Regions from separate parts of the Mus musculus genome. Here regions 1, 2, 3, 4 and 5 are each linked to region 6. A link is a loop called in an ENCODE intact Hi-C map of the cell type or tissue named here. Cell type or tissue: gastrocnemius. All regions are shown on one strand. Region 1 holds the start of Gm43380 (a long non-coding RNA gene). Region 2 overlaps Rnf216 (ring finger protein 216). Region 3 holds the start of Tnrc18 (trinucleotide repeat containing 18). Region 4 overlaps Slc29a4 (solute carrier family 29 (nucleoside transporters), member 4). Region 5 has its middle 26 kb from the start of Actb. Region 6 overlaps Fbxl18 (F-box and leucine-rich repeat protein 18).

Region 1 (4,000 bases), 160 kb before region 6:
GTCATTTTCAGGAAGCAGGTCTTAAAAGAATAAGCTAGCAGCCATCAGGCTTGTTGGTACTGAATTGTCAGAGAGGTAAAGAGGCAGAGCCAGGCCACTCCATGAAGTCTGTGTTTAGGACGTCTGCTGAGTCAAGAGCTGTACCCTCACTGGTCCTTGCACTGCCCAGAAGATAGCAGACCAAGGCGTTGAACTCCAGCCTGTCTCCATCACTGAAGCCTGAGCTCCTCTCACACATACTGACTGGTTTCTGTTCCTCTCAGTAGATTGGGCAGCAGATGGGGAGACTTAAACCTCAAAAATAAAAGTGGAAGGAAAACCAATGGGACTTTCCAGTTAGCAACCCCAAAATATACCTGAAATCAGGACTCAGAGTCTGTGACTGCAAAACATAACTGTTTGTCACTTCTACCGCCAATCTGTTTACCCAGGATGGGGAACAGTAAAATATGTTTCATAAAACCGTCTGTCTGTCTGTCTCAGGAAACCACAAGAAGGGGAGACTTGGGCTAGTTGAGATAGCTCAGCAGGTAAAAGCACTTGCTACAAAAAACAAAGGACCTAAATTTGATCCCAGGAACCCATGAGAAAAAGTAGGATGCACTAGTGAGCATCTGTACTCGCCACACTCCTTCTGCAAGATGGGAGCTCACAGGAGACTCCAAGCTAGTGGGCACCTAGCCTGGGGACACAGTGCAGCAGAAACAAGATAAGAGGCGACCCCTGAAAGTTTTCCTCTGAACTTTGCTTGCTGGTGGCATGTGTGCACACATACCTCACACTTGCACCACACCCACACAAAAAGGAAAGTAGAAGGGTTTTTTTGTTTGTTTGGGTTGGGTTGGGTTTTTTGTTTGGTTGGCTGGTTGGTTGGTTTTTTGTTTGGATTGGGTTGGTGTGGTTTGCTTTTTTGAGACAAGGTTCACAGTATAACAGAGCCACGGCTGTCCTGAGCTTGATTTGTATACCAGGCTGGTCTCAAACTCACAGAGATCCGCTGGCCTCTGCCTCCCAAATGCAGAGATTAAAGTTGCCTGGCATTGAGATTCCATTTTCTTAAGGCTCAAAAAAAAAAAACCAGTTGAGTGGGGATCGTGGTCAGGTAACAGGAGAGCAGGCTCAGCCAGGACAGATCCTCTTCCCCAAAGCCCAGTTCTTAATGTAAAAGATAGTAGTAGACAGCAAGATGGGGCTTGAGCCTTCAGGATGCACATAGTTAGGAAACATATAGCCACCAGTTTTATATTTAGATTTTCCAGCCTAAATATAGACAAAAACTCACCTGTACCAATAGGATAACTGTTAGTTAATATATCCCAGTTGGATGCCTGTCTAGCATTTCTTTAGCTTACTTCTTTACTTCAAATACAGGTCTTCTCTACCATCCACCTCGTGACTGTGACCTTCAGCCCTCTACCTTAATCCTTACGACATTCCTGCCTGAATTTATCCCCTTAGTACTTATAATGCTGTCTTATTTGTATTTCATTTATTTAACATGTCATGATCCCCCACCAGTGTAACTTCCTGGCAGGCACAAGATTCTTTTTTATCCCCAGAATAGGACCTATGGTGCCTAGAAGGAACTCAGGTGGATGTTTGTAAGCTTCTGTGTAAATGTTTGCTTGTCCAGGTGTTGTCAATAATCTGCTGAAGGACCTCAGAGAAACCAGACTCAGCTTTTATTAACTTCTGGGGAGGAATTGGTGGGTTTGACATGAAGTCAGTTCTGATAAAGGCAAACTGAACTGTTACTAATGCCAGGAAGGCTTTGCCAGCCACTTTATCTCAGAACCCTGATCCCAACTGTAATGAAGAAAGCCGTCCTGTGACTCTGATATCCCTAGAAGTGATATCCAGTCTCCAAAGCAGGGTAGATGGAAACCAAATGGCTCTTACACTCTTTTGTCCCTAGAGGGCAGCATTAAGACAGAAACCCAGATCCTCCTGAAAGAGGTGCTTGACTTTCTAGCCTTATGGGGAGTGATGCTGAGTGGTTCCTTTACTGAGAAGTAGTGCAGTATCTGTCCAGTGCACACACACTTCAGCTTTAGTGTGTGTTAATAACATTTCTAAAACTTAAGGGAAATCTTTTCCTTCAGAAGCCCTTTTGCTAAAGAGAAAATCAAGATGAATGCAAGATTCGCAGCACTTAGCTGACCACACCCAGGTTGAAGTTCTGAGAAATGGTTTGTTTTGAAGCAGGGAAAACTCCTGGATGTAGAGTGCAACTTCTGGAAAGGTGTGAGCTGGTTGTCACGTACCACTTTTTAGAAAAAGTGGGAGAAGAGCAGGAACATAGAACCTGTAACTTGGGAAGTTGAAACTAGATAGATAGATACAAGGCCTGAGCTACAAGGAGACCTTTTCATAAATAAGTAAATAAATACACGCATACATACATAATAAATAGGTGCTGGAGAGATGGCTAAGAGCACTGACTGCTCTTCCAGAGGTCCTATGTTCAATTCCCAGCAACATGGTGGCTCACAACCACCTGTAATGTGATCCAATGCCCTCTTCTGGTGTGTCTGAGGACAGTGATGGTGCACTCACATATATAGAATAAATAGAAATCTTTTAAATAAATAATGAAAGATAATAATTATAATAAAAAACTTGACCATACCAGGTGGTAGTGGTGCATCCCTTTTAGTCCCAGCACTCAGGTGGCAGAGGCAGGCAGATCTTTTGAGTTTGAGCCCAGCCTGGTCTACAGTATGAGTTCCAGGATAGCCCGGGTTACATGGAGAAACCCTGTCTTGAAAAATCCAAGGGGGGGGGGGGGGAGAAGACGAAGGAAGATAAGGAGAAATACTGTAATGGCATGTAAGCCAAATGTCCCAAAAATTCAGGGTCATCAAGGTTTCCCAGATTCTCTGGTATTTGAAACATCTAGCCATGGGTTGATGTAGAGGATGTGGTCACTGGCAAGAGGCTATGGGCCTTGGCCATTCTCCAGGCTCCTCACTCCAGGTCTGAATCACACCTCAGTCCCCCTTCCATTCTCTCTGTATGCAACAGCTTCCCCAGATAACCTCAGGGTGGAGCAGCAGTGCCTCCCTTGCCTGGCCTGAACTTATCATGCTCAGTTCTCAGGGAACCCCAAGACCTGATAAGGGCCCACAATCCTAAAGGAAGATGGAGAGGGCGGGACTTCATAATGCCCTTCTCTCAGCCCTTTGCAGAGAGATGCCCTGACAGATGGATTGGCATTCAGTAGCAGTGGATGAAGAGGCAAGAATGGGCGAGTGAAGAGTCTTTTCATTCCTTTCAATACAGAAATCATTGCCATTTCAAATATCACCCTGAACCAGAACTTTGACCCAATTTTTTGATAGTAGTAATCATAATCACCAGCAGATCCTAAACAGCTGGTCACAGTGACACTTGTCTTAACTTAAGACTCAGGAGGCAGACACAAGAAGACTGGGCTATAGGCTAGTCTGTGCTATATGATGAGACTCCCAAATCACAAAAATAAAAAATCCTAATGGTCAGAGTCCTAGCCACTATTGCAGAGACAATTGATGAGTTTTCACAGGAAAGGTTCAGGGTTGTCGCGTCATGAGGAGTGACTGGCTGATCCTTGGCTCTGGCCTTTCTTTGTCCATGCTTCTTTCTATTGTCCCACCAGATGTGCAGAGTCACTGAAGGTGGGAGGAACAGCCACTTCCTTGTGGCCAGTTTAAGGTTACTTTGTTTAGCAGGCTCTATGGTGATCTTTAAAAAAAGAATAGCCTCAGATTTGGTCTGATTCCATCCTGCTGTTCACTGGGCCATTCTCAGGAAGCACCGTCTTGTGCAGCTGCGACCAGGCAGCTTTGCCAATGGCCCATTTGTGGCCTCCACATGAGATTCCACTGGGACCTCGCAGCTTGCCTTGTGCCCTTATACCTTGAGTTTTCCACTAAACAATGACCTGTTCTTGCCCACAGATCCCACATAGGGAAGCCGTGGGAATAGAGGGGAAAGAGCAAGCCTACAGCTCCATGGCCTT
Region 2 (4,000 bases), 190 kb before region 6:
GTTGCTCCAGGTGCCCCTCCTGCAGCTTCCCTGCTCTGTTGGACAGCGATGTGAAGAGGTTCAGCTGCCCCAACCCACGCTGCCGAAAGGTACGGAGGACAGTGGTTTGTGTTTCTAGCACCTTGCTTGAGTTTGGCTTGCACTATGCAGGTGGCCTGTGTAGGCTGATGCATGAGAATAGTTTGCCTCTTCCATTCATGAAGCAAGAGAAGGTTGGTGATGGCAGTTGGCATAGTTACAGAGATGAAATTACTTGTGGAAATCCAATTGCAAAGTTCAGGATTTCTCGTCTATGTCATTTTATAAAGACAGGTGCTGTGAAAATGTGTCTTCTTCTGCTGTGTCGTATATTTTGCTTGCTCTTTTCCCTGTCCTGTACTCAAATACAGCACATACACACCTGTAAGTTAGGGAAAATCTGTATGGACATATAGAATTCTGTAATAAGGTAGTTATACATAAGTCAATTAATATAGAATTTGAAAGGCAAAAAACGTAAAAACTCTTCAAAAGTACTAATGGATTCACAACGTGTAAGAAGTGGCAGGTTTTCCCTGACTGAATCTGCATTTCATAACTACCAGGACCCCTTTGCCATCAGCCGCTGGCTCCACTCCGACAGTCTTGCAGTGAATTAGCCCGTTGTAGGGGAAGGAGTTTCAGTTTATTTGGCTCTGTGCTGTACGTCTGCTTATACCTCTTAATCAAGAAACTGGAGCAGTTCCGAATGACCATCCATTGCAGATGCAGGGACGTGGCGGCCAGAGACCTCATGTGCAATTTCTTAAGTAACCAGATGCAAGTAGCAAGAACTGAACAGCAATTGCCAGGTCTAGGCCTAGGGAAAATAGGAGTTACTAGGCAGTGAGCACTTTGAATCAGGCCAGATGAAAAGTTCTTTATCTGTTTATACAACTTTATAACTGCTTATAGCTAGCAGTTCATAATGCACTGCACATCATGTGTTCTCAGCTTTTGCAAAGGACAGGGCATTTAGTTCACTTTGTGTTCTCCTGCTAAGATGGACACACGCCATGATGGAGAAATGGCTCTGTTGCTACTAAGCTTCAGGTTTGTCTCAGCAGCAGCTTCAGACCCCAAGGGTCAGAGCTGGCTGGACATCTAGAGAAGAGGAGCGGGCTTAGAGTGAGGCCGGGTCAGGCCATGTAGTTGGAAACGGAATGTGAATAAGGCAAGGTGCAGGAGAGTCCTTTGCTTCCATCCACTGCTTCCATCCACTGCATCAATGATTTAATGGGAATATGGAGGGTTTCAGCAGGAAAAAAAACAAGTGCCAACTGTGTGTTTGCCTGGTGCCTTCCAGTACAGTTCTCAGTGCACACTTGCGAAGTGACTAAGTCACCCATTCTAAAGAGACTGAGGCTGGAGAAGGATCGTGGAGTCTGGAGTTTGATGCAGTAGGGAGATGGTTACTGTGCAAATGTTGGGTGGTTCTCAGAGCTTCCATTTGCTCATTCATCTTATTTACAGTATCCACAGTGAAGAGATGTAGCACAGGATATTATAGCTTCCAGGACCATCTGTTTCAAAATTTAACCTTTACCTATAGATAAAGGCACTCATGCTCTAGGTTCTTTTTCTGCTCTTGGAGGAAAGTGTCTGTGGGAGATAAGATAAAAACCAAACCTATAATACAATGCAGAGAGGCATCTGTACGAAGCTGTTTTGTGTGAACTATGGAATAAGCTGCCACTAGATGGCACTAGCATTCCACAAGAAAAGTGCCCTCTCCCCCTTGGGTATTTCCAAAGTAGATGTGTCAGCACAACTGTCTTGTAAGCAGAATGGACAAAATTCTTTGAGGTTAGTGCTAAAGCAAACTACTGTGTGCATTCAGATTTAATGGCAGAGATGGTTGTGCTGTGAGGACATCTGCCTTTTCCTTTGTACTTGCCCCAGTGTGGCGCCCTTTCTCTTCAACAAGATGGTGGAACTGACAGTTAATCCTGGAGGATTTTGTATAAAAAGTGAGCCATGAGCTAATTTTGTCCTATGTAAGACCAAAGGCATCTGCTTTCTCACTGCAGTGTTTGCCAGGAAGCTACACTCAAGTTAGAGTTTCAGGAACCTGTCACTCTGAGATAAGGCTTTGATAGTGGTGCATTATCTGGGAAAGACTTGGTGCCCAGAATCCCTGAAGACTGAGACTTAAGACTGTCCTATAAAATAGGCAGGCTCTCATGGATGTGATGGAGTGTGTATCCAGACCTTCATTTCTCTGGTACACTCTGACATAAAGAATTCATCAACTTGACTCAGCATGTTGCTTTTAACAGTGGTTAAGTATGTTTGATATGGAGTGGAAGAAGGTATATTTTGGCAGGTTCTGAGATGGTTTCCAATATTCTATGGAATACTTTTTCCGTAGGTTCAAACATTTCCCTGTTGAATCTTTCTACCCTCTTAAATATACAAGTCTGCTTCTTATTCCACAGTACACATAGAGCTTTTTCAATGTGGAAAATTAGAAAAATTCTAGTAATGAGGTATAGATTTACCAGTGCACAGTAAGCAAGTACTAAGGAAGGAAAGATGGCCAGTGTAAAGAGTTGTATGAAAATAACATGAAGAAAATCTTGTTTGGATTCTTTCTGTGGACACTGAATGTCTATCGGTTGTGTAATCAGTCACCCATCTCTGCCCAGGATCACTTGAGTTTGGCTTATTCGTCAGTTTCCACCTACATACCCTCTTCCATGCTTGTCTTTCTTACAGTTGTCAGGTCCTGTGACAGCCTCTGTAGCCTTCAATGCTCATAACTCAGAGTCTGTGAAATATTACCAAAATTTACGTCTGCAGTAAACCAGTTTGTTGTTTAAAAAAAAACAAAAAACAAAACCAGCAATCTGCAGCTGCCTGCTGTAGCTGAGTGGCTATGTGAAGAGAATGTAAATTATCCAGCTGTCATTGCCAAGACAACTCTCCAGCTGTGGCACCAGGCCATTGCCACTTACTGGCCACGTACTAATTGGGGAACCTAGCTAGTCTGCTGACTCCTGGACTAAACCAAGCCTTCACATTATCCAGAGATGATGAAGCTTGGCCTTCATGCTCCTTCTGTCAGGGAGGACCTTTAAATCAGGAAGTTACAGTGACAAGAGCCAAAAGTCTTGGTGACAAAAGATTCTGAAGCCTGTAGGTGAGGGCTCACTTACTGGAATAAAGTCCATACTCCATTATTGGAGTCAGAAAGGGAGGAGTTAGAATAAGAAGTCCTTGTTATGAATGTGGTCTGTTCTTCCTGCAGTTTCCAGAGAGGTCGTAGTGAAGAGCTTCAGGTCTCCGGTGCTGTGGTGTTGCTGAGCTTTCTGTGTGTCCATTAGGGATGGAACAGAGCCCTTGACTCACCACTGGTCACTACAGAGAGACTGTGCTAAGTGGACACTGAAGCTTGACACCAGGTGATGTACAGTAGTAGAGCTAGAAACCCGAAGGAAAGCCCCAGGGCATCCCAAGGCCATAACTGGAAGCTGTCCTTCCATCAGACAGCAACAGTTAGTGCAAGTCCCACACTAGCAAAGGGCTTCAGAGTTGCACTGGTTTTGCTCAAATATTTCTGTCAAATTCCACTTTTACATTTCCTGTAGCAGGGGTTAGAAAAGCAGCTCAGTAGTTAACAGCACTTGCTGATCTTGCAGAGGGCCTGGCTTCAGTTCCTGATACAGTTTTGAACTGCCCTTAATTCCAATCTTAGTGATCTAGTGCTGCCTTCTGGCCTCCATAGGCACCAAGCACACACACAGTACACATGCATATATTGCAGGCAAGATACTTATATGCATACAGTAAAAATTAGTCTTAAAAATTTCTGTCAGAACAGCACCATACATCTGTTCTTCATGGGTTTCTTGACCCTGGAATGATTTTTTTTTTAAAGATGGATTCATTGATTGAAATGATTGATTATATGTGTGTACATTGTAGCTGTCTTCAGACACTCCAGAAGAGGGCATCAGATTTTTGTTACGGCTGGTTGTGA
Region 3 (4,000 bases), 61 kb after region 6:
TTCCACTCCCTGGGAGAGCTGGTTCACGGCAACCGATAGAGAAGGTCACCTGAATGAAAACTAGCTTTTCTTTTTTTTTCTTTTTGTATTCCCCACCCTCCTGCGCCCTGTTCCCCTGATGGAGGGGCATGGTGGAAACCTGTCCACACGGCTAACAACCTCCGGATTGTAGAAGATGAGGGTTCAAGCTTTCGTGGGGCAGAAGTGAGGGGAGCGCGGGGTTCCCTGGAGCCGGACAAAGGCGCACCGCAGGGAAGGCAGCCGCACTCAAGGTTGGCCTGTCCTCTGGTTTTACAACAAAGAGCTTTGAGTTTTGTCCGCGGGGACTCGTCCAGAGCTTCCAGACCTGGACCGGGTATCTGGAAGAATACACCAAAAGCCTCAGGAGTGTCCGGGGACAACCATGCCGGACCAGGCAGGCCAACCCGGTGGGTTGCCCGGGAATTGCGTCCTTGGACTTCGCGGAGGTCCCCCACGATTTTCTCTCCAGTCAGTACAACACACACACACACACACACACACACACACACACACACACTGCGTCAACAGAATTTTTCTGGCCACGGATCCCACCGGGTAAACAAGCGTGGGGGATGGGACGCGGAAGATGGCGCTTGGACTCTTGGTCCCTGCGGTTGTCTCCAGCTCAGTTTCAGGACGAATATACAGGGCTTTTGTAGATAAAGTGTGGCCCAGCCCGGCTTGGAGGTTATTTCCCCAGACCTGGAGACTCTCTGAAGTGGTGGTGTAGTGTAGCCTCTGCTTCTCTAGAAATGTCCCCACGCCCCAACATGGCTCCCGACCACTGTTAAATGTGGGGGACACAGGGACAAGGAGACCTGGCCTGTGCACCGCACGTTGTACTTGGCAGCCTTGAGAGTTGCAGGGGTTTGCTCAGTGTTCCCCTCCCGGGGGCCAGGGATCGGGGCCACCGTTCCCCAGGTTCAGCGCACCCGGTGGCCTGAGGGCCGAGTGGCAGGTCGAGAGGGGACTGGGGAGCCGAGCCGTACATTCCAGAGGGGAGCGGGTCGAGTTCCGCCCCAACCTCAGCCCTAATGAAACTCTGGGTCGGTCGGTATGCCACGCCGACGGGGCGCACACTTGAAAAATGCAAACGCCATCGGCAAATCCGGGGCAAATTGGAATAATTTTTTATTAGCAGCTAAATGATTTATGGCACACATACCCCGCCGTCACAATTACGGCGTCTTGGAGCATCCAGGGGTGAAAACATTAAACATTTATAAAAACAGGCCTTTGTTTTTTTCCAACCCCGCAAGCCTTTTGCACAATCCCCCCACCCCACTCCGACTCTCTCAAGATACATATTTTTTCTTGAGCTGTATTAAAATAAGAAAAACATTCTGGATCCCGGGAGGGATGAGGGGGTTGGGGGGAGACCAGGGCCTGCGCTCTGAATATTGGAGGGCGTTGGGGGGTGGGGGAAAGCGAGCGACTGAGGCGTGGGAGGGTTTAACTAGGAACCCACAAAGGCCTCTGGATAAGACTCAAGGGCACTAGGCGCCCCCCACCCCCTCAGCCCGTTTCTCTCTTGTTTCCAGAAGCCCTCGCAGCTTAACAGCATTTATTTTATTTCTTGCAATCAACTCCCCCCCTCCCCTAAGGCACACAGACACAATACCTCCTTTCTCTAACCCCCCTCTCTCCGTCTTTGCTCCTGCCGGTCCCCGGGCAGCACCGGTCGCCTCCGGTCGCCCCTGGCTGCCACTGAGACCCCGTCGCCCAGCTCCGAGCGCGCGGACACCGCCGCTCAGTTCCCCTCAGCTCCGGCTATTTTCGTTCTTTTCTCTCCCTCTCCCTCTCTCTTCTCCCTCCTCTCTCCTCCCCCCACCGAGCTCCAGCTTCTAAAAGAGGGCAGCCTAGAAACCAGCCCAGAAAGCTCCAGGAAGGGCAACTTGAAACTGCTCTCAAGAGGCTGAATTTTTTCCCCCCTTCAAATTTATCCTGGAATTAAATTAGACACCCCCAGCTCTCTCTCGAATCTTCCCTCTTTTTTTTTCCTTCTAAAAGTGGAGGAAAGAAAAATAGAACGGATGAGCACTAACTAGCTCATTAAAAAAAAACTCTCAAAAATTGCCTTAAAAATGGATTTTCTTAAAAAAAAAATAGCAGCAGCAGGAAAACGCTGAGTCCGCAGAGCAGGGCGAAAGAGCGGGCTTCTTTTGTTTTAATTAAAACCCTATAGTTGCTCTCGAGGTAGGATCTGCAAGGCTCTCTGTCTTTCCAAGCTTCCTTTCCAGGGTAGGTAATGCCTAGCTGGGCTCGGGCTCCGAGAGGGTGCAGGGGATCTCCCCACCCTTTAGAACGGGTCCCTTCGGCAAGGATCACACTCCCTGGGTCCCCAGTCAGGTAGACTGCCGTCGGCGGCTCCCTGCCACTTAACTTCGAAAGTTTTTTTTTTTTTTTTTTTTTTTTTTTTGCTGAAAGAGCAAAATAAAAGTACAAAGTCTGGGGGATTAGTGCTCCCCTCCCCCTCTGGCCGCCGTGGCCAGCCAAGCACTTTTGGGCTTGGCTTGCTTCCTCTGAGCTCAACAGATTTTTTTTTTTCCCTTTCCCGGTCTCGCCCTCCCTGGAGGGGGCGCGGCGGATGGAAGGCGAGAGAGGCCCCCAGCCAAGAGGTTTTTAATATTACACCTTAATAGGTTTCAGAAGGCCCCGTGGAGAAATGCTAATAGGGCTGAAATGTCAGAACCGAGAGGGATTCAGCTCGCGTTCCGCCGATCTAATCCTTTTTTCTGCTCTGGTTTTTCTTGGCGGGGAAAGGGGGAAGGAGGGGCGCCCACGCCAAAAGGGGCTTTGGGGAGGGGCGCGCGGTGCGCACTCGGCCGCAGAGCCCCACAGCCCGGGTTTCTATAGGAACCTTTTATAAGATGCAACTCACCGCTGCCGACCGCCGCGGCCTGTCCAAAATATTAATCAGTAAAGCCTTCTGACACCGCGTTTCAGGGAGGGGACCCGCAGGCAGGGGCAAAAGGAAAAAAAAAAGGCCTTGTCGCCTGCCTGCCCACCCCACCCGACCGCGACTGCTAGGGGGAAAGGGAATGAATCGCTGCTTTATTTTAAAAGGCGAGAGTGAGCGAGCAAGCGAGAGAGAAGCAGGCCTTGTTATTTTTCGTCTGAACCTCGCTCTTTGGAGTGGCACCCTAGAGAGGGAGCGCCGGGCGCGGGCGCAATGAGCAGCTCGCCGGTTCCCGGCTCTTCCCGGCTAGCTTGTCACCTCCTCCCGAAGAAGGAAGCTGACAGGAGGCCTTGCAATGCCCGGGATTGCGGCGACAACCATCTTCCTCTATTTTGATCACTCAGCCCAGACGCAGGAGGAGGGGCTGGGATGTGGGGGGAGGGAGAAGGAGAAAGAAGGGGGGGGTCTGCTGGAGCTGGTGTGGGGGAGGGCTGCCTAGAAACGGCTCGGAAAAATTCTCACCACCAGTTTTGATCATTCAGCCCCGCCGTGGGGAGCCTGGAAACTGCTGGAGCCCCGAGGTCCGTAATTGGTTTTATAGGAATGGCTGAGGGCCAAGGTGTTTACATGCGCGTGATGGGCGGCGAGCGGGACCAATGCGCTGCGGCCGGGGGCTGGCCCGAAGGGGGGGGCGGGCACCCGGGAACAATGCGTGTTTCTTCGCCTGCGAGGCTCCCCTCCCCCGTCCCCCTTAAGCCCCCCCTTCGCTTTTTTTTTTTTTTTTTTTTTTTTAGATCCAGCGAGAGGAACTTGAAAGGGGGGTTGTGTAATGTACCTTTTCCAATCCCGGGCTGTATATGGAGATTTGGGATTCTTTAAACCGGCGCTACCTGGATTTTATTAAAAAGCGGGGAGCTCGGCGGGAGGAAAGCTGGCTTTTCCGGGGGCTGCGGGAGCGGGGCCGCGGGAGGGCGGAGGAGTTGGCGCGCCGCGCGCCCGGCCCGGGGAGCGGTTTTCTACCAAAAAAAGGAAAGGCGGGCAAAAAGTGTGAGGCGGCTGCGGGTGGCGGAGGGGAGCGGC
Region 4 (4,000 bases), 160 kb after region 6:
CCTCTCAGGACAGCCTGGAATTGGGGAACAGGGAGGGCAGCCCAGGAGCGTCACCATACCCCGTGGGCCCCCCCAGCCCAGACCCTTACACTACAGAAATCCCCAATGGTGCTGAAATCCGCGCCCACGCCCGGCACGGCCCGCCCGGCACGGCCCGCCCGGCACGGCCCGCCCGGCCCCTCCACCAGGAGGATCCGAAAGGTTACCTGTACAGTTTCCTGTAGCCTGCCCCTGTATCATACACCTTTAAATGGAGTCAACTTTTTAATTATATATATAAAGATAAATATATATAAATATATATATAAACTTTTTAAAACTGTGAAAAATAGCTATGAAATTATAAAAAAAAACACATTCTGACGTGCAGAATATTATTTTTTATTTCCTGTTAGATCGTGAATGTCTAGCACCGGCTTTATGCCTCTCCCCCACTCCCCTGTACCCGCACCCCTGCCCATGTGTACTGTATGTGCCCCCAAATGGATGAGAGATGGAAATAGAAAGAGGGGGCCCGAGCCCAGCCCCCAGCTCAGCCCGAAGCACTTAACCAGTCCCCCTGTGCCTGCCAGACCCCAGTGGGGTCCCCGGAGGCTTTGAGCAGACAATCTTGAAGGAAGGAAAAGCCAGATTTCGGTTTTGTTTTTTCTTTTCTTTTTGGGGTGGGGGTAATTACTGTTTCCTGATTTTTTTTTTTAAGTTTCTTTTGGAATTTTGTTTGTTGGCAAATTCTGTGTGATCTTTTTTCATAAAAAAAAAAAAAGGAAAGAAAAAGAGAAAAGAAAAAATTTAATTGGAAAAATACTATGTCTTTGGAGTGACTTATTTTGGGGTCCTGGAGTGAATGGTAGAATCGGTGTAGAGGATCCAGGCGGGGCTCCTGTTCTGGAGCACCCAAAGATGGAGAGAGGCTGGAACCACACAACACTGGTTGTCAGTGACAGGAGCCCCACGTGCCGGGGAGGGGGCGGCAAACTAGAGGGTACGGCCTGGAGCTGTTCTACTGGGCACAGAGATGAGTTTGGTCCAGCATTTCAGGAAGTTCTCGAAGCCAGAGTGATCTGTCTTGTTTAAAATTCAAGAGCAAGGGCCAGGAGAGATGATGGCTCAGGAGTTAGGAGTGCCTGCTGCCCTTGCAGAAGAACTGGGTTCAGTACCCAGCACCCACATGGCAGCTCACAACCATAAGTAACTCTAGTTCTAAGGATGTGACGCCCTCTTCTGACCAGGTTTCATGTGGTGCATATACATGCAGGCAAAACACATAACTCTAAAACCTTCTCAGAGCTACAGGTTTTTAGGAAGATGCCTGCCTGAGTCCCATAACCATAAAACAAGCAAGCAGGCATGGCTGTGCCCTGGCCCCCCGAGCCCCCCCTCCCCCGGGAGCCCAGTGCTGAGTATGCCAGTCCAGCCAAACAGCAAGCCCCTGGTCAGTGAAAACATGTCACAGAGTGGGTGGTGCATGAGGGTTGACACCTCAGGATGCCTGCTAGCCTCCACATCCAGGTAAACATAGGGGTCCAACCCACATGTGGAAGGGTCAGGGTCACACACCCGTGTCTGGGTGGGGAATAGTTCTGGGGCCTGTGGAAGCTAGATTGGAGGACTGGCCAGCCAGAAGTGTAAATCTGCACGGATAGACAGGGTGGGGGTGGCAACTAGTGGTAACGTGGGAAGGCGGGGCTAGAGGTTGCAAGGAAGTAGGTGGTGAGTGGGAAGAGTCACATTGTTGCCATCTAGCGTCCACCTGTGGTATTACCACAGCCTTGGTCTGGGACCCTCAAGGGTTGCAAAGCAAGTCTCTGAGGCTACAGGACTTTCAAGTCCCCATTTTCCAATTCCATTCTTTGGGGATGCATAACAGGGAAAGGATGCCTCTGGACCTGGGGAGGTGGCTCAGTGAGTTACAGCATTGGCTATACAAGCAGGAGGACTGAGTTTGAATCCACAGAACTCTTCTAGAAATTAGTATGGCTAGCGGGGCTGGTAACAGGTGGATTCCAGGGGCTCACTGGCCAGCCAGTCTAACCTAAATGTTGGGGGACAGGTTAGGTGAGACAAGATGGTGTAGTGATAATGGACATTGGTTGTCTTCTTGCTTCTGTGCACACAAGCGCACACCGCACACACATGCACACACACAGCAACACCACACAGGGAGAGAGAGAATATGTCTCTAAATTGTCACCAGACACGCATGCGCATGTGCACACACACAGACAGAGAGAGAGAGAGAGAGAGAGAGAGAGAGGAGAAGAGAGAGGGGAGGGGAGGGGAGAGGAGAGAAAGAGAAGAGGAGGGGAGGGGAGGGGAGGAGAGAGGAGAGGGGAAGGGAGGGGAGGGGAGGAGAGGGGAGAGAGAGGAGAGGAGAAAAGAGAAGAGAAGAGAAAAGAGGGAAGGGGAGGGGAGAGAAAGAGAGGAGGGGAGGGGAGGGGAGAGGAGAGAAGAGAAGAGAAGAGAAGAGAAGAGAAGAGAAGAGAAGAGAAGAGAAGAGAAGAGAAGAGAAGAGAAGAGAGAAGAGAAGATGTCTCTAAATTGTCACCAGAACTGGGGACTGTAACCGGGAAGAATTCATTACTGGCTTTGAGCAGCCTGACTCCCAGACCCAGAGGGGGTAGAGCCAGGACCAGCACACTCCCCGTTTTGAGCTCTTCCTCCTGTGAGCCAGATGTAGAAATCCATATCTTTTCCTGTCCTCACAGAGGCAGCGGTTGCTAAGGCCCGTGCAAGCCCCAGGTGCTCAGCACTAGGCAATCATCAGTTCTAAAAACACCTAGCTCAGGACAGGTGGGACCACAAGTGTCTCAGCATTGTGGGGAAGACACCCCATCAGGGCCCCATTTTAATCTCCCCACCCTACCCAGTGGCTCACTTCCCAGCCCTCCCCCCACAAACACTTCCTCAGGACAGCGGTGGGCAGTCTCTGCCATATTTAATGGCCAGTGCGGTAGTCAGAGAACACACAGGTAGACAGGACACAGCAGGGACTGGTACAGGGTGGTCACGGCTGGGGCCACTGTGTGGAGAGGCAAGTGTCCCGGCTCAGCAAAAGCTCTCTTTGGCAGGAGGTCCTCCAGCCGATCCTGGCACCCACGAGTCCAATCCTCACCTTGCAGCCACTTGCCAGGGTTTCAAGTGTGTCGTGTCATCACTTGACTCTCGGTGGATGGGAGTGGGGCGGCCTAGGTCACGAGTGGACCTCAGCTGTCCCTGCATGATGGGTAAGTTGGATGGAACAGGAAAGAAATGGGACGTCCCTGTTAGCCGTGGCCCTTAGCCTGTGCTCTAAGAGGGGTGGTGGTGTGCATGGGGAAGTCCTCCACCTAAGGTGGGTGCACCTAGGTCATCTCTGTTGCTATGACTACAGGAGGCCTGTGTATGAGGAATGAGTTTTCCAGACTTGACGCTTTATGTGTGCGGGTGCAGGGGTAGGGCTGTGAAGAAGTGTCTAAGAACAAGAAAGGGACAGAACGGAGTTGGGGACTTTCCTCCAAGATTTCTAATACAGGGAGGTGCCCCCTGACCAGTAAATGAAAACCACATCGAAGACCATGGAACCACACAGTGGGGTCACACTGAAGGGAGTCAGCTCAGACTGTGGCCAGCCATTCCGAGTGGCTCTAAGACTGAATAAACGCCCCCTTGATGTGTGACAGATGCTGGGCCTCTGGACACAGAGGGTGAAGGGCAGGTGTCTGACCAAACACAGGACACGGGGAGGCGGTGCCCTGGGCGGTGAAGACAAGTTCCAGCTGTTTTGGACAACTGGGACAAGGTGGCAAGGTGGCGTTAGTGGCTTAGGAGGTGGCCAGGACCCCGCAGGCACTGAGGCAGGGGTGGGAGGGTCCTCAGGCCTTGGGGTAACTGGCCCAGGCAGCTCTTCCTGGGCAGGGGGCAGGATTGGGTGGGCCCGGCTCAGGGACCGACAGGGATGGAGTCGTTGGCGGCGGCGGCGGTGGCTGTTTGAAAGCAGCTGCCGTGGGCATCTCGGGTGAGG
Region 5 (4,000 bases), 53 kb before region 6:
ATTTATTTACTCATTTATTATATGTAAGTACACTGTAGCTGTCTTCAGACACTCCAGAAGATGGCATCAGATTTCATTGTGAATGGTTGTGAGCCACCATGTGGTTGCTGGGATTTGAACTCAGGACCTTTGGAAGAGCAGTCGGCGCTCTTAACCACTGAGCCATCTCACCAGCCCCTAAAAAATTTTTTAATTAATTTTTTATGGGATTCCGGCATGTGAGAACCACTGGGTCTGATTTTTAAAAAAGATGTATTTATTTATTTATTTTACATATATGAGTGTTCTATCTGCATGTATACCTGAGTGTCAGAAGAGGGCATCAGATCCCATTACAGGTGGTTGTAAGCACCTTGTGGTTGCTGGGAATTGAACTCAGAACCTCTGGAAGAGCAGCCAGTGCTCTTAACCACTGAGCCATGTCTCCAACCCCCAGGGAGATTTCTTTTTTTCTTTTTTTTTTTTTTTTTTCAAAGTAGCTACTCAGGCATTTAAGCTCTTTTTTTTTTTTTAAGATTTATTTATTGATTATATGTAAGTACACTGTAGCTGTCTTCAGACATACCAGAAGAGGGAGTCAGATCTCGTTAGGGATGGTTGAGCCACCATGTGGTTGCTGGGATTTGAACTCTGGACCTTCGGAAGAGCAGTCGGGTGCTCTTACCCACTGAGCCATCTCACCAGCCCAAATTTCTTTTTTGTTGTTGGTTTTTCTGAGACAGGGTTTCTCTGTGTAGCCCTGGTTGTCCTGGAACTCACTCTGTAGCCCAGGCTGGCCTTGAACTTGGACATCTGCCTACCTCTGCCTCCCACGTGCTGGGATTAAAGCTGTGCTCCACCACTGCCAGGTCCAGGGAGATTTATTTTTAGTTATCTGTGCTGGTTTCAGTTCATGCAGGAAAGTGCAGATGCCCACAGAAGCCAGAATGTCAGTTCCCCTGAGTTGGGAGTTATATGGGTCCTGTGGGTGGAGTTATATGGGTCCTGTGGGTGGAGTTATATGGGTCCTGTGGGGTGCTGGGAACTGAACTTGCAAGGCAGCAGTGCATGTTCTTAGCCACTGAGCCATCTCTCTAGCCCTTATTTATTTGTTTGTTTGTTTGTTTGTTTGTTTGTTTGTTTATTCATAGGCAGGGTCTGGCCATGTAGCCCAGGCTGGCCTACAACTCCCACTCTTCCTGCCTCTGCTTCCAGAGTGCTAAGATACAGGAATAGGCCACCACACCTTGATAGGAATACTTTCTACAAAACTGTCTGTGCTGAACATATTGACATTTGTTCTTACCCCTAAGCATAAGCATATAACACTCTACATATCGTTTTCATCCTATGCGTATTCCAAGTCAGTTACAAATGCTGGGTTTTTTTTTTCTTGTTTTTAAGTGGTTCCCCTGCGTGCCCAGACACTTTTGCAGAGGCCAGAGGAGGACTTGCAGGTCTCAGTTGTCCCCTTTCATTAAGTGCATGCCACGGATTAAACTAGGTCACCAGACTTGGCAGGCTTGGCATTTCCACCCGATGAGCCACCTTGCCAGCCCACGCTTTTTGCTTTGGTTTGTTTTTCCCCAAGATAGAAATGATCTGTGTGATCGATCCTGGCTGTCCTGGGACTCACTCTGTAGACCAGGCTGGCCTTGAACTCAGAGACCCCAGCTTCTGCCTCCTGAGTGCTGGGATTAAAGGCGTGCACCACCACTGCCCAGCTCTATGTTTTATTAAGAAGGATTCAGTCTATCCTGGACTTACTATGTAGCCCAGGCTGGCCTGTAAATCAGTGATCCTCATCTCCTGTCTTTCCAAGTGCTGGGATTACAATGGTGAGCCACCAAGCCTGGTCCTTGATGCCAGTAGCTGAGATGTCAGCCCTCACCAGTGTACCTTGGGGATATGGAGGACTAGAACAAGAAATAAGGTTTTGCCACTAAGTGGCGCCAGAGAGAGGTCTCTGGCCTGCTGGTCTCGCCCTGACTGGACCTCTCCAGTTTTTGTACCTACTCTGCCTGATCCCTCACACTACCTCCCCTTTCCTTTCTGCTCCTACCAGACAGAGCCGCAGCTGCCCCACTCAACCTCCTCTTGAGCACCCCACCCCCATCACTTTTAGTGCATTCTGGCCAAGTTGTTTAAACCTTGGGGAAGACTCGAGAGGCTGGAGAAATAGATAGCTCGGTGGTTAACAGCCTTGGCTACTCTTCCAGGGGACGGGAGTTTAATTCTCAGAACCCACACGGTGCTCACAAGTTCATGTAACTGCGGTTCCAGGAGAGCTAGTGCCCTTTTCTGACTCTCAAAGGCACCAGGCAAACACCTGGTGCTCAGATATACATGCAAGCAAGCATCTGTATACGTGTGAAAATAAAAATGAAAATTTAGGAAGGAAGAAAGAAAAAGAAACTGTGAGGGGTCATGGGGAGTTTCCCCTGGAGGATTTGGGTAGGGCATCAGACACATGCACAAGAGGACCCGTAGGATCAATTTCTTTCTTTTTGTTTTGTTCATTCGTTTTCAAGACAGATTCTCAGTGTGAAGCTCTGGCTATCCTGGAATTTGTGAGATCAGGCTACCCTTGATCTCACAAAGGTCTGCCTGCCCTGCCTCCTGAGCATTGGAGTGGGCGTGTCCACTCCATGTGGCAGACAACTTTAATCCCAGCATTTGGGATTTGGGGGGTAAAGGCAGCGACAGGCAGAGAGCTCCAGGCTAGCCTGGGATACACAGTGAGACCCTGTCTCAATTTTTATTCACACACGTGCAGATCAGAGAAACTCTGGGAGACTGCTTCTCTTCCACCATGGGTTCCGGCCACTGAACTTAGTTTGGTCTTCAGGCTTGCACCACAAACGCTACCTAAGCCATCTTGTTGGCCCTGGCCTGGAACTTTCTGGCCTCTGGCCTTAGCCACCTGAGTCCTGGAATCCCAGGCATGAGCCACCAGGCCAGTCCTCTTTGCCCTCTGTCACTGCAGCCCTTTCATCAGCCTACGCTATCCTCTCTACCTCAGGGGTTCCGTGAGCTCTGCACCTGCCCCGAGACGTCCTCACTGTCCAAACAGGCGGCTGAGGTTCCGGACACCTAGAACTGGAGTCTATGTGACCTGCCCAACTGGGTCCTGCTAAGTGTGCTGGCCTTGAGCCTTACCTGGAGTGACCCCAGGCTAAGGGACAGGACAGGACAGGACAGGACAGGACAGGACAGGACAGGACTAGAGTCTGAGCTTTGGGACTGGCTGGCCCCATTCCTTAGAAACATAAGCCTTTACAGCTAGCCATGAACTAGCCACAGTGAGCGGATCCCTCCCACCTTAGTCTTCCCATCTCCCAGAGAGGCTGAGACAAAGGACGCTCAATACAGCAGACTCCTTTGTTGAGCACCTACTGTGTACGTGGGACTCATGCCTCAGCCTGTGTGTCATAGTTTCATAACAACCCCTAGTTCGGGGGACGGGGGTGGGGGGGTGGGGGGTGTTTCAACCTGTGGGCCACATATCAGATCTTTATATGTTACAATTTGTAACAGTAGCAAAACTACAGTTATGAAGTAGCAACCAAATAACTTTATGGTTGGGGGGTCACCACCACATGAGGGACTACATTAAAAGGTCACAGCGTTAGGAAGGTTGAGAACCACTGCTCTAGAGAGATTAGTGTCTTATAGCCTAGAAGAAACAGGGGAAGAGGTAGCTCACTCAGTTCGGGACAGCCATTTTGTCTCTTTGTTTCTAGAAAGTATCTTTTCTTGAGGCAAGGTCTCATTGTTGCCTTGGCTGGCTTGGAACTTGGTATGATGGGCTTTGAACTCTTGATCCTCCTGCCCCTCTGCCTCCCTAGTGCTAAGATTATAGACCTGCATTGCCCGCCACACCAGGTAAGACATTTCCAATCTATGGAAAAGTACAGATCTGAAGGAATACAAGCATGGTGCCCACAGACCAACTGTTTCTTCCCCAGCTAAAAGCACTGACAGCATTCAATTCCCAGCATCCCCATGGTGGCTCACAACT
Region 6 (4,000 bases):
AGACAGGGCTGGTATCCATACCTGGGTATCCGTGTGCTTGGGTCCTGTGCCTTCCCGCTATACTTGCCTTAGGAACCTGCCTGTGGGGCTTTCCTGTTCCTCCAGGTTAGGGGTCCCAGGCAGTTGATTGTGGTGGCACATGCAGTAACTGTGGCTCCCAAGTGTGACAGACAAAGGAAGCAGAAGGAAATGGAGGTGCTGTGACTGTAGGGAGGAGTTCCCACCTCTAGAGGCTAAGGCTGGGGCTTTACCTTGAGTTCAAGGTCAGTCTGGGCTAGAGTAAGACCCTGTCTTCAAAAGCAACAACAGCTCCCACCCCAACAAACAAAAACCCAACCAGATAGAGACTGCATGTCTGACATCCCAGCACTCTGCGGGTAGAGGCAGTTCAGGGTTATCCCTGGCTTCATAGTGACTTTGAAGCCTGCCTGGGCTACACAAATCCTATTGTTAGCAACAACAAAGACAACACAGATGTAAGCCTTGGGTTCCCCTCTGCATTTGTGGAAACTTTGTAGCTGTAGCAGGCAAACTACAGCAGCGGCCCCTCCTCCCTTTCACAACCGCCTTCCGCAGTTCCCAGGCGGACAGATGAATGAATGCCTTCCTCCCTGGCTGCATCTGTGTAGTCACCAGTCATCGGGCCTCCCTCCCTCCGTTTCCCCTGCTTCCTTTGTGGTGTCTCTCACACCTTTGTCTTCCTGTGCCTGGCCTGTCACACCCCTGGCCTTTCCTGAAGCCACAGTTAGCGCATGCATAGTCATTGTTTGCCTGAAAGGCAAATGTGTAGAGATCCTGGCTGAGCCTGAAGCTCAGTCAGTAGAGGCCTTCCATCCTCAGTACCATCTGTATAAACTGGGTGTGCTAGGATACCTGCGAAGCCAGCCCGGGGGGATGGGCAGAGGGAGGAGGGTCAGAAATTCAAGTTAATGCTTAGCTACGTAGTTTGGGCCCGGCTGGGCTGTGTGAGACTGTCTTGTTTCAAAAAAAGAAAGAGGAGAAAGGAAAGATGGATCAGAGAATGCTGCTGTTTGGCGGATGACCTCTGCTGGCTACTGCTGTCGCCTACTTCCTTTGGTTTTATAGATTCAAGGAACCCAGGGGAGCCTTTGAATCTTTTAGAGCCAAGATCTTTCTAGATCTTCTGCTCCCCCTGCACCGTCCCCCCATGTTTGTTTCCCGCCTGTCCATCAAACCTTGTGTTTTTGCAGTAGGCATGGTGGTGAACACCTCTGATCCCTGCTCTCAGGAGGTTGAACTGGAAGACTGGGTTCCAGGCCAGCCTGGGCTGTATATTGGTTTGTCCCGAGAGCCAGCATCCTTTGCAGAGGCAGGACCATGTGTGCATCACAGGAGCCCTGCAAGCCTGGAGATGAATTCGTCTTGTGGGTCTTCCCCAGAGCTTGATCACAGTTCATGTGGCATCTCTGCCCGGGCTCCAGCCTGCGCCTGTCTGCTGTGTAAGGTACTGCCTGTTCTGAACACACAGGCTGCCAGAACACAGCCAAATGGCCCCGTTCCTCTGGATTGCTGCCTTCTGAGGCAGGCGTGCCCAGAGATGCTGCAGTAGGTGGCAGGAGCTAGCTATAGGCTCAGGAGGCTTTGTGTGCTCTGGGCTTGCTTCCTGGGTTTATGGGGGCTTAAAGGACACCTTTATTTACCTGGGGATGGTGGTGGTGTTCTGGTGGCAGCCCTGGGAATCCCAGGCTCACCTACTACCACCTCCACCCCAGCCTACCATGAACCTGAGCTGGTACCAGCCTGGCTCCCTGTGGGGTGGAGGTGCCACAAGGACAGGTTGTTCTAGATGTGGGTTTGGAGTGCACCCCTATGGCGAGAGGATCACGTGTCAGGCAGAAAAGGGTGCCACCTTTCCCACACTGGAGGCGGAGTATTCCCCTGAGTCACCCTAGGCTGCCTGGGTGGAAGCAAGAGCCACTTGAGCCAGGCCTGGCACAGTCTCAGGGGTACCTTCTCCCTCATCCCCCCTGGCTCAGAGTACAGCATCAGAGGGGAGAGGTGCAGTCATCTCAGAGCAGCATGTCCTTGCTGGCTGGTAGTTTGAGCCAGCTGGGAAGACGTGGAGGTGGAACGTGGCCCAATCTGGGTGGGTCCCATTTCCTTGTTCTCTGCCTACCCTCAGATGTCAGATGGTACCCACATTAGATAGTTCCCCGGCAGTGCTGGGTGCTAACCAGCCTTGTTCACGGGGGAGAGGGTAAGGGCTCATTGGCCCCACAATTGGAGGGTGACTGGTTGACCTCTGTGACACATAACATCTTTTAGGGCAAAGTTCTGTAAGTGGCTATCTACTTAGAAAAAGGTTTGAAAGTATGTATAGGACACAGTGTGTAACTAAGCCCCAGGATACCTGGGCTTTAGTGCAAGTCCATACTGCCACCTAGTGGTGGAGGTGGCAGCTACTGCTGCCTGGCACTGGGCTTCCACCCCGTGCTGTTAGGAGCATTGGGATGGGCTGGCTGGTTATCTCTCTCTCTCTTCTCTCTCTCTCTCTCCTCTCTCTCTCTTTCTCTCTCTCTCCTCTCTCTCCTCTCTCTCTCTCTCTCTCTCTCTCTCTCTCTCTCTCTGCTGCTCATGACCCTGCATCCCTCTTACCTGCCACTTTCTCACCCTGCGAAGCTATGGCAGAAGGAAACTAAATTCAGGGCTGGCCAGGACACCGGAGCGAGACCCCATCTAAGATTTAAAATCCAAAGGGCTGGGCATACGGTTCTGTGGTGAAGTGCTTGCCTAGTGTATGTGTGGTCTAAGTTCAGTTCCCAGCGTTGAAAATAAAAGTCCAGGTGGCTGATCTATCTCTGCCATCAGATCGGCTCCCTAGGGCAGTTGCATGTAAGTCCCCTAAGGCCAGCAGGTGTGGCTGTGGCTGTATGAGAACTGGGGGGGGGGGGGGGGTTTGGGGGGAGGGCATACTGAAGATGGGATGTGATAGCCTTGAGCTGGCAGGTCTGTAGGCAGTGGCTAGCCTCACTCATCCCTGGAGTCAAGTCCCTAGAGCTCACACCCATCTCTCTGCAGGTTGGAGCAGCCCTACTTCAACGCCAACGCTCAGTTCTTCCAGGCACTGGGCCAGTGCTCGTCTCTGCAGCGCCTGTGCCTGGTATCTCGCAGCGGCACCCTGCAGCCAGATGCCGTGCTGGCCTTTATGGCCCGTTGCCTGCAGGTCGTCATGTGTCACATGTTCACCGGAGAATCCCTTACCACCTGCAAGAGCCTGCAGCAGTCGCTCCTCCGGAGGTGAGTGGCAAGGCCTGGCAGCTGACCGGGAGGTCTCAGACAGTACTGCTGTCCCCAGGACTCAGTGTCCTCAGCCCGTTACCGACTTTGAGGAGATGGAGCACCAGATTCTAGCAGCATGATCAGAGGGCCTGGCCTGCTGCAGGGGACTAGTTCCCATGGATAGTCTCTGGTCTCAGCCATGGAAGGCTGAGACAGAAAGAGCCCAGGAGTTAGGGCTAGCCTCAGGTACAGAGTTTATCCTGGAGTCTAGAAGCCAAAGTTTGAGTTTACTGTGTCTGATGTGGGCCCAAGAAAGACTTCTTGACCCTTCCTTCCTTCATCCTTGTAAAGGCTGGACTCCCGGCAATTCAGAAGCTGAGGCAGAACTGGGAATTTGGAATACTTGGTGAATTCAAGGCAAGCTTGGCCTATAAGCAAGGCCATTTCAACAAGCAAGTAAGGGGCTGGGAGTTTAGCGTAGTTGGTAGAGTGCTTGCCCAGCTGACACTAAGCCCTGGGTCAGTTCTTACAACATGGGGCTGGAGAGATGACTCAGAAGTCATCTTACTGCAGCTGGGACATGCCAACACGCCAGAGGCAGAGGCTAGCCTGGTCTACAGGTCAAGTTCCAAGACAGCCAAGATAGCCTCTCCTGGCCACTTTGGGCAACTGTGTAGATGTGAGGCATATAAGCTTATGTGAGCTCACATTACATGCACATACATACATACATACATACATACATACATAAACAGATCTC

What was found. Peaks named below come from ENCODE experiments on the same cell type or tissue, not always from the same donor. Only the 100,000 strongest peaks of a DNase experiment are listed, where the experiment ranks them.
Region 1: a loop joins it to region 6, with 6 times the contacts of the local background. A loop is called at or near these places in 20 of 42 quality-filtered maps.
Region 2: a loop joins it to region 6, with 6 times the contacts of the local background. A loop is called at or near these places in 21 of 42 quality-filtered maps.
Region 3: a loop joins it to region 6, with 2.8 times the contacts of the local background. A loop is called at or near these places in 11 of 42 quality-filtered maps.
Region 4: a loop joins it to region 6, with 2.7 times the contacts of the local background. A loop is called at or near these places in 4 of 42 quality-filtered maps.
Region 5: a loop joins it to region 6, with 7 times the contacts of the local background. A loop is called at or near these places in 28 of 42 quality-filtered maps.

The regions. Positions count from the first base shown.
Region 1 is chr5:143,035,273-143,039,272 of GRCm38, reverse strand. The region is part of intron 13 of Rnf216 (ring finger protein 216); the gene reads left to right. It overlaps Gm43380 (a long non-coding RNA gene), which reads right to left and starts at 282. Exons shown (of 3, transcript XR_003955828.1): 1 at 1-282. In gastrocnemius, a CTCF peak has its summit at 1,916 (motif pointing right); no DNase peak of the experiment used is centred here; H3K27ac peaks cover 914 bases.
Region 2 is chr5:143,064,406-143,068,405 of GRCm38, reverse strand. It overlaps Rnf216 (ring finger protein 216), which reads left to right. Exons shown (of 17, transcript NM_080561.4): 13 at 11-89. It overlaps Gm43380 (a long non-coding RNA gene), which reads right to left. Exons shown (of 3, transcript XR_003955828.1): 3 at 84-1,620. Among named protein-coding and RNA genes, the nearest start is that of Gm43380, 27 kb to the right of the region's middle. In gastrocnemius, a CTCF peak has its summit at 1,720 (motif pointing right); a DNase peak (open chromatin) is centred at 1,738; H3K27ac peaks cover 1,196 bases.
Region 3 is chr5:142,817,375-142,821,374 of GRCm38, reverse strand. Tnrc18 (trinucleotide repeat containing 18) reads left to right here and starts at 3,713. Exons shown (of 28, transcript NM_001122730.3): 1 at 3,713-4,000. In gastrocnemius, CTCF peaks have their summits at 3,280 and 3,479; DNase peaks (open chromatin) are centred at 2,589, 2,805, 3,533, 3,935 and 4 more places; H3K4me3 peaks cover 4,000 bases; H3K27ac peaks cover 4,000 bases.
Region 4 is chr5:142,721,409-142,725,408 of GRCm38, reverse strand. It overlaps Slc29a4 (solute carrier family 29 (nucleoside transporters), member 4), which reads right to left. Exons shown (of 11, transcript NM_146257.2): 11 at 2,919-4,000. The coding sequence ends at 3,919. Tnrc18 (trinucleotide repeat containing 18) reads left to right here. Exons shown (of 28, transcript NM_001122730.3): 28 at 1-807. Among named protein-coding and RNA genes, the nearest start is that of Slc29a4, 21 kb to the right of the region's middle. In gastrocnemius, a CTCF peak has its summit at 1,751 (motif pointing left); DNase peaks (open chromatin) are centred at 16, 527, 998 and 1,720; H3K4me3 peaks cover 182 bases.
Region 5 is chr5:142,930,440-142,934,439 of GRCm38, reverse strand. No RefSeq gene overlaps it. Among named protein-coding and RNA genes, the nearest start is that of Actb, 26 kb to the right of the region's middle. In gastrocnemius, a CTCF peak has its summit at 1,923 (motif pointing right); DNase peaks (open chromatin) are centred at 1,517 and 1,937; H3K4me3 peaks cover 1,627 bases; H3K27ac peaks cover 3,405 bases.
Region 6 is chr5:142,877,916-142,881,915 of GRCm38, reverse strand. It overlaps Fbxl18 (F-box and leucine-rich repeat protein 18), which reads left to right. Exons shown (of 5, transcript NM_001033312.3): 4 at 3,040-3,258. Among named protein-coding and RNA genes, the nearest start is that of Fbxl18, 15 kb to the left of the region's middle. In gastrocnemius, a CTCF peak has its summit at 2,403 (motif pointing left); DNase peaks (open chromatin) are centred at 1,491, 2,027, 2,407 and 3,125; H3K27ac peaks cover 1,651 bases.